3 separate regions of the Homo sapiens genome follow, and regions 1 and 3 are each linked to region 2. Evidence: read pairs that join two places in POLR2A ChIA-PET (ENCODE). Cell type or tissue: PC-9. All regions are shown on one strand. Region 1 has its middle 2.3 kb from the start of LINC01900. Region 2 overlaps RBBP8 (RB binding protein 8, endonuclease). Region 3 has its middle 19 kb from the start of RMC1.

What was found. Peaks named below come from ENCODE experiments on the same cell type or tissue, not always from the same donor. Only the 100,000 strongest peaks of a DNase experiment are listed, where the experiment ranks them.
Region 1: POLR2A ChIA-PET joins it to region 2 with 6 read pairs; 2 of 35 experiments call an interaction of 5 or more read pairs at or near these places.
Region 3: POLR2A ChIA-PET joins it to region 2 with 7 read pairs; 3 of 35 experiments call an interaction of 5 or more read pairs at or near these places.

What each region holds. Positions count from the first base shown.
Region 1 is chr18:21,977,582-21,980,081 of GRCh38, forward strand. No RefSeq gene overlaps it. Among named protein-coding and RNA genes, the nearest start is that of LINC01900, 2.3 kb to the right of the region's middle. In PC-9, no CTCF peak of the experiment used is centred here; no DNase peak of the experiment used is centred here.
Region 2 is chr18:22,977,089-22,979,588 of GRCh38, forward strand. The region is part of intron 6 of RBBP8 (RB binding protein 8, endonuclease); the gene reads left to right. Among named protein-coding and RNA genes, the nearest start is that of RBBP8-AS1, 45 kb to the left of the region's middle. In PC-9, no CTCF peak of the experiment used is centred here; a DNase peak (open chromatin) is centred at 1,523; H3K27ac peaks cover 2,116 bases.
Region 3 is chr18:23,483,580-23,486,079 of GRCh38, forward strand. No RefSeq gene overlaps it. Among named protein-coding and RNA genes, the nearest start is that of RMC1, 19 kb to the right of the region's middle. In PC-9, no CTCF peak of the experiment used is centred here; no DNase peak of the experiment used is centred here.

The DNA of each region.
Region 1 (2,500 bases), 1.0 Mb before region 2:
GCTGGGATTACAGGCATGAGCCACTGCACCCAGCCTTTTTTTTTTTTTTTTTTTTTTTTTTTGAGACAGGGTCTTGCCCTATTGCTCAGGCTGGAATGCAGTGGCGTGATCATGGCTCACTGCAGCCTTGACCTCCCTAGCTGAACCCATCCTCCCACCTCAGCTTCCCAATTAGCTGGGACTACAGATGTGAACCGCCATGCCGGGCTAATTTTTGTATTTTTTGTAAAGACGGGGTTTCACCATGTTGCCCAGGCTGGTCTCCAATTCCTGGGCTCAAGCGATCCTTCTGCCTCGGCATCCTGGCATCACACCTGTAATACCAGGTGTGAGCCACCGAGCGTGGCCCCAGATGAAATTAATTTGACTAATATATTTTATTTAATCGAATGCATCCAGTATACTATCATTTTAACATGTAATCAATATAAAATTATTACTGAGATAGTTTACATTTTTTTCATACTAAATCATTGAAACCATTGGTGTGCATTATTCATAATAGCACATCTCAATTCGGGCCAGCCTCATTTCAAGTGCTCATGAGCACTGTGGCTGGTGGCTACAGAGCAGGTGTGCAACACGCTAGGTGTACTGCCTGAATTTCAGTGCACACTTAATGAATGCTAGCTGTCATAAATTTTCTCCCTTTGCTCATGCTGTTACACATCCTCCTCCTTCTCTGTTGAAGTCTTGCTCCTACCTCGAGATTTGGCCAACTGGCCACATCCCCAAAGCCTTCTCCACACATCGCATCAGAACAGATCCCCTCCTCCTTTTTCTGGTTCCTCAATGCCTATTTCTATGGTAGATATTTTGTCTACCTTCATAGAATTTAAGCTCCTAAAGAGTTATAACCCATTTTTGATTCTTTATACCCTGGGTCCTAACTCAATGCCCGGCCCATGGGAGGGGTGGAGTATGTGTCATGTGAATGCATAGAGGGATAGGAGAATTGCTTGGGTGGCAGGGAGGGCGGTTGTGGGCTGCTGGTTTTCTTTTTGTTATTTAATTTTTACATACTGGTGGGCAGAGCCAGCTCCCTCTTTCCCTCTTCCAACTTCCTCTCAAGGTCATTTCCCCAAGCTGGGCCTTGCCACAGAAAAGCCATGATAAGAAAAGCAAATGTCTTCGTTAAACAGTGGCCCCAAGGGAAATCACGAAATGTAAGCAGGGGCACCCAAAGGCACAAACAACACCTTTCACGCGCTCTCTTACTTAGATGTTCTAAACCTTTGTGAAGTGGAAAGAGAAACTGCCCAACCTCCATTTCTTACAGAGATTTGAGCCCGGGAGGGAGAAGGCCCAGGAGATGAGGGTGCAGGAGAAAGGGGCATGTTCTCTGTGAGGTTCTCTCCGTGGAGCAGCCTGTCTGCTCCGGGTGGGGTGGGGGGTCACCGGCACAGGAGGGGCCATGTCACAGGGCAGCTGGGGGTTCCGGAGCAGGGCCGCTGTGTCCGTGGCTCACATTCTTTTATCACTGCTCTTTAGCCCAATTCTCAGTGTCTGTTTTCCTCCTGGTTTCTGCCCCTGAGAGTGAAGTTGGGGGCAGGGAGGGATACTGAGGCATTTTTAAACCCCGGGCTCATCTTTCACCTTTTGTCAAAGCTGTGCGTCAAGTTTGGGGGGCCCCAGCCCTAGTGCATCCCTGTCTCCTGTAACTTTAAGGAACTGCGGAGTTGCTGCGTTTGATGTGTCTTAACTTTTAACACAAAGCACACCAGGGCTGGTTAATGATCATGAACTGTCATGGCAGCCACTCTGCAAAGGTGACATTGATGGATGGAGCCTGCAGCTTTGAGGGAGGCGGGTGGGTGCAGGGGCAGAAGGTTTATTTAAGCCAAGGCTGATAATAGAGGGGCCTTGTGAGTCACTGACCAGCAGGACTTTAATGGGATAAAGAGAAGGGGAGAGTCCCCTTTCTGCACTGCCCTCTGAAGGGGTAGTTCTCATTCTCCTCATCTTGTCTACCAAATAAAAGCATTCCTTGAAGGTTCAGATCTATTTAAAATCTTCTGCTAAGAGGAGGAAAAAAAGCCCACCTCTGTAATCAACCTTGTCATCTTTCTTGGTTTGGCCTCATTTATTTAGAAGTTCATGTTTACCTTACTTAGCCATTTGAAAAAGGCATTCTTAAAGACATTATGTAGGGAGGGTCTAAGTAAGAATGAATTCAATCTTCCAAACAGCCATAATCCCCTTGGGATTACCAATGAAATGTGAATAGGAGTACAATTGGGGTTCCTTAAGTGACTGTATTTTTCAAAAAAAAAAAAAAAAAATTCAGGCTGCATGTGGTGGCTCACACTTATAATCCAAACACTTTGGGAGGCTGAGGTGGGAGGATCACTTGAGGCCAGAAGTTCGAGACCAGACTGGACAATATAGTGAGACCTTGTTTCTACAAAAAATTATCCAGGATTAGTGGCACATGGCTGTAGTCCTACCTTTTCAGGAGGCTGAGGCAGGAGGATTCCTTGAGCCCAGGGGTTTGAGGCTG
Region 2 (2,500 bases):
TGATCTGATTGTGTCTTTTATTCTCTTCTGAAATATAAGATAGTTGTGATTCTCATGAACCAACTTCTTCTGTAGCTTGGTCGCAAAGAAATTGCATTTTGCTCAGCAGTTTTGTTTTGTTTTGTTTTGTTTTTAAAAAAGCAAGTATCATCTTGTAAAGGCAACCTAATTTTCTCTGATCACCTAAACCACTGTCATATTATGCTATTTGTGCCTGAAATTTCCCTGAACTTTAGAAGAAAATATTATTTGACTTCTGCTTGTTAAATGCAGTAACTCTAACTCTTCTGAGCTAGTTTTGATGTTACAAGATGGCTTATATGATAGGGCAGTTATTAGTGACACCAAAATTATTCAGTAAAATTTTGCCACTATAAAGTTAAAAATGTGTATAAAGCTAGGTATTGAGGTCATCATTCTTTTCGTTTTAGAAAATAGATGTGATGGGTCAGTGAAAGTCAAGGGAGTCTATACACGTAAGAGTTCAAAGGACTGTAGAACTCATTGCATTCAACCCTCTTCTAAATTGAATTCCTTATACAGCTTCTTTAACAAATAGCTATTGTTTGAACACGTCTAGTAGAAGTTTACTGTTTCCCAAGCCTATTTAAATTTAGTGAGACAAAATTATTAGAAAATTCTAAGTTTATAGAAATTACACTGCTTATAAGTTATATTTCTTGATTATGACTGCCTTCCAGGACCATCTTAAGCAAGTCTCTTCTCCTGTGCTACTTGACGACTCTTTTGATACATGAAGACAGCTATCATGGCCCTCCTGAGTCTTGTTTTCTCTAGAGTAAATATCCTCTGTTCATTAACTGTGGCATTAAATATCCTCTGTTCATTCATGTGGCATTACTTCAACTCTTCAAACTGTGAATTTTTAAAAATGTTTTAGTTCGTCAATATCTGAATTAAGAAATCAATATTCTAGGTATAGCCTGATCAGTGGAGCAGTACTGCCACCTCCCCTACAATGGCTATAATGTTACTTCGTTAAGTTTAAATTATGTTTTAACTGGAAATGTAAGTTCTTCAGAGTAGAAAAGGAAAAAAGCTGAATATTTAAAACTTTTTTACAGACTCATGAAGGGAAACCCCAGATCCATAATTATAGGTCTTTAGGGAAGAAACCAACTAAAACAGTTTTGACAGGAGTTTAAGAGGGAGCAGAGGTCCATAAATCAAACAGCTCAAGCCATCAGAAGGAAAAGTGAAAGGAGGACAAGTGTGCATAATTAATTTAACCAAAAGCTGTGACGTGAACTCTTTCTCTCAGAAAATCAGTGAGACTAGTGTTTTAAAGGATGAACTTGGTTAACATATGGAGTTTTGTTTTTTCCTTTTATGACAAAGGAAGACAAAGCCAGCACTCATTTACTTAGTTTGGGCACCTCTAGTTAGAGCTAGTTTTGTTTGTTTTTTTGTTTTTTCCTTTTGTGATCCCAGCTTCTTCCACATTGACTCTGCCAGGAAATCAATTGCTTCTCGTGACTCATTCATGTTTCAGGTGGAATTTTTATGACTAATAGGCAAGCAGGCTGTGACGTGATTAGTTAAAGCTAGGTCAGATAGATTTCACACTCCATTAATTTATAAGCCTTTCTCATATGACTTTAACTTACTGTTTTTCCAGAATAAGAAAATTACAGGAAGAGATTAAAAAATTAGATATCAGATCTATTGCACAGAATGGTGACTTAATAATGATTGTATATTTCAGAACTGCCAAGTAGATTTTAAATGTTTTTACTACAAAAAAAAGATAAGTGTGTGAAGTGATAGATGTTAATTAGCTTGATTTAATCATTCTACACTGTAAACATGTATCAAAACATTTTGTTGAACCCAGTAAGTAGATACAATTATTATTTGTCAATTAAAAATAAAATTTGGCTGGGCACAGTGGCTCATGCCTGTAGTCTCAGCACTTTGGGAGGCCAAGGTGGGCAGATCACTTGAGGTGAGGAGTTTGAGACAGCCTGGGCAACATGGTAAAACCCTGTCTCCATTAAAAATACAAAAACTAGCCAGGTATGGTTGCACGCGCAGCTGTAGTCCCAGCTACTCGGGAGGCTGAGACACAAGAATCACTTGAACCTGGCAGAGGTTGCAGTGCGCTGAGATCGCACCACTGCACTCCAGCCTGGGCAACAGAAGGAGACTCCGTCTCAAAAACATAAAATAAAATTTTAAATAATTTTATGTTTATTTTATTTTATGTTTATGTTTATTTTATTTAAAATTTAAAAAATTTTAAATAATTAGACATTAGCTCTAAAGATTGTTCCTTGGTATAAAATGTAGGATTAAAGCCTACAAATAATATTGGTATCATTCAGGAAATTAAAGTGTAAATCTTTTTTGGGAAAAATTAGTCTTTGTCTTCCAATTAATGTTTCTTAAAAATCTCTGTTGGTCATAGTTCATACAGTTCTCACTATATAAGCTTTTATTTGGAAATAGTATTGCAAGTTGATACGAGTCTAATAGGACA
Region 3 (2,500 bases), 510 kb after region 2:
GGCTGAGGCAGGAGGATTCTTAGAGCTCAGGAGATCAAGCCTGCAGTGAGCTATGGTCACACGACTACACTCCAGCCTGGGTGATAGATAAAGACTTGGTCTCAAATAAATTAATAAAATGAAAATATATAAAATACGGAAATAGGGATATTTTGTCTCACATTAAGTTATCAAAATAAGGATGACTAGATAACTTTTATTTCAACAAGATAATTACCAGTTTTCTTTTCATAAAAATTAGTTTTTCTTGCTTACAAAAGTAAGTCATTTATTTGAATTTAAATATTGTAGGAATTCAGAAATGTTCAAGTAAAAGTCCCTCGGCCAGGCGCAGTGGCTCAGGCCTGTAATCCCAGCACTTTGGGAAGCCGAGGTGGGCAGGTCACCTGAGGTCAGGAGTTTGAGACCAGTCTGGCCAACATGGTGAATTCCTGTCTCTACTAAAAATACAAAAATTAGCCGGGTGTGGTGGCACATGCCTGTAATCCCAGCTACTTGGGAGGCTAAGGCAGGAGAATCACTTGAACCCAGGAGGCAGAGGAGCTGAGATGGTGCCACTGCACTCCAGCCTGGGCAACAGAGCAAGACTCTGTCTCAGAAAAAAAAGTAAAAGTCCTTCATATTCCAAAGACCATTGTTTATAGTGTGGCATACATCCCTGCAATTTTTTTCCCCTCAGCATATGGTATTTCCTTTTTTAAAAAACCTTTGAACAAAAAGCAGGATGAAGCGAGGCAGCTGATGGGGAAATGTTGAGCACGGGAGACTCTAAGGAAGATGAAGACAATAGGCCCTAAGATGTGTTAGGAGTACATTTCTTACTGCTCATTTGGGCTCCGGGCATCAGAAGAGATTGTTTTCTGCACCTTTTGAAATTCCAAGCTCTATAGGAGCAGAGAAAAGCTCATCTGATTATATTTTCAAACCTTGATCCTTAGGTTTTTGAAGACAATATTTTTCTATTGGATTTTTGTCAGGATTACATAAAAATAAGTTATCAAAGTGTGTTTTATACTTGGAGACATCAGTTTACTAATTTGAAAGCCTCTTGTTTTTATTCTTTTCCGATTTGTTTCCAGTGTAAAAATAATACAAGGTTGCATTTGGAACAGCATTACTTTTACCATCCTAAGCTTTCCAACTTTCTCCCAGACTTGGCTAGCTTTTTGAGGAGTTAAGATCAAATTCGGTAGATAAGAAAGTGGCAGATGGAGGGGTGGGGAAGGTGGGGTATTCATTACAGAATACATGAGTGAGCTACTACAGATAGCTCTATAAACTTGAGGGAAAAAAATCTGCCACAGGTCTCGGCAGCTTGGGTGGTGGGAGGAGCGGCAGCAGCTGGTGAGCCCAGCTTCCAGAAGGCTCTGGTTTCGCCATTGCCCGTAGGCACCCGGCAGGCCCCCTCCCCACCACCAACATGCCCAGGAGGAAGGTCAGCTCAGTCAAGAGGGCTGTGAAGGAAAAGCCCAGGAGGAGATGGGCACAGTTGTCCCCTAACCCTGCTCCTGCAAAAGTAGAAACGAAGCCAAAAAAGAAGGCAGCAGGAAAGGACAAACCTTCAGACCTAAAAGTGCACACAAAAGGGAAAGGGGGAGCAAAGGGAAAACAGGCTGAAGCTTGAGTCCCTGCCCACCTCCATTCCTATCTTGTCTAGCATGTTTAATTGGCAATAAGTTTTTTTGACTCTAAGTCTCTTGGCCATAGGGGTCCCACTAGGGGACATGAAGGACCCAGGGCCTGTAGCATGCCACCCCAGCATCAATATGGGCCAGAATGAAAGCTTGGCCATCAACACTGCCTCTGGGATGCGTTGACAAAAAAAGAGAAAATATAAACTAAAAAAAAAAAAAAAAAAAAAAAATTAGAAGCCCCCAACAGAATGGATCTCTCTCTTGGCCAAAGGGAATCCAAACAACAACCGAAACAGCCTGAAAACCTAGTTCAGGTCATGACAGGAAGCTGGGAGTCAGTCACGCCTCGCCATACCTTCCCCCACTTTGGAATTCAGGCACAGCTGACCAAGCAAAAGGGCTTCACACCTTTGGAAAGGAAAACCTTTTGGCCGATTCCAAAGGGAATGCGTTAAGGCTGCTCTACTTTCTGTTACCTGGTTTTACCACTTTTAGGCCCATTAATGGTGATCTTATTGTTAGTATTTGGCCCATTGGGCCGAGCATGATGGCTCACACCTGTAATCCCAGCACTTTGGGAGGCTGAGGCGGGCAGATCATGAGGTCAAGAGATTGGGACCATCCTGGCCAATATGGTGAAACCCTGTCTCTACTAAAAATACAAAAATTGGCTGGGCATGGTGGCACGCGCCTGTAGTCCCAGGTACTCAGGAGGCTGAGGCAGGAGAATTGCTTGAACCTGGGAGGCGGAGGTTGCAGTGAGCCGAGATCACACCACTGCACTCCAGCCTGGTGACAGAGTGAGACTCTGTCTCAAAAAATAAATAAAATAATAATAATAAAAATATTTGGCCCATGCGTATTCA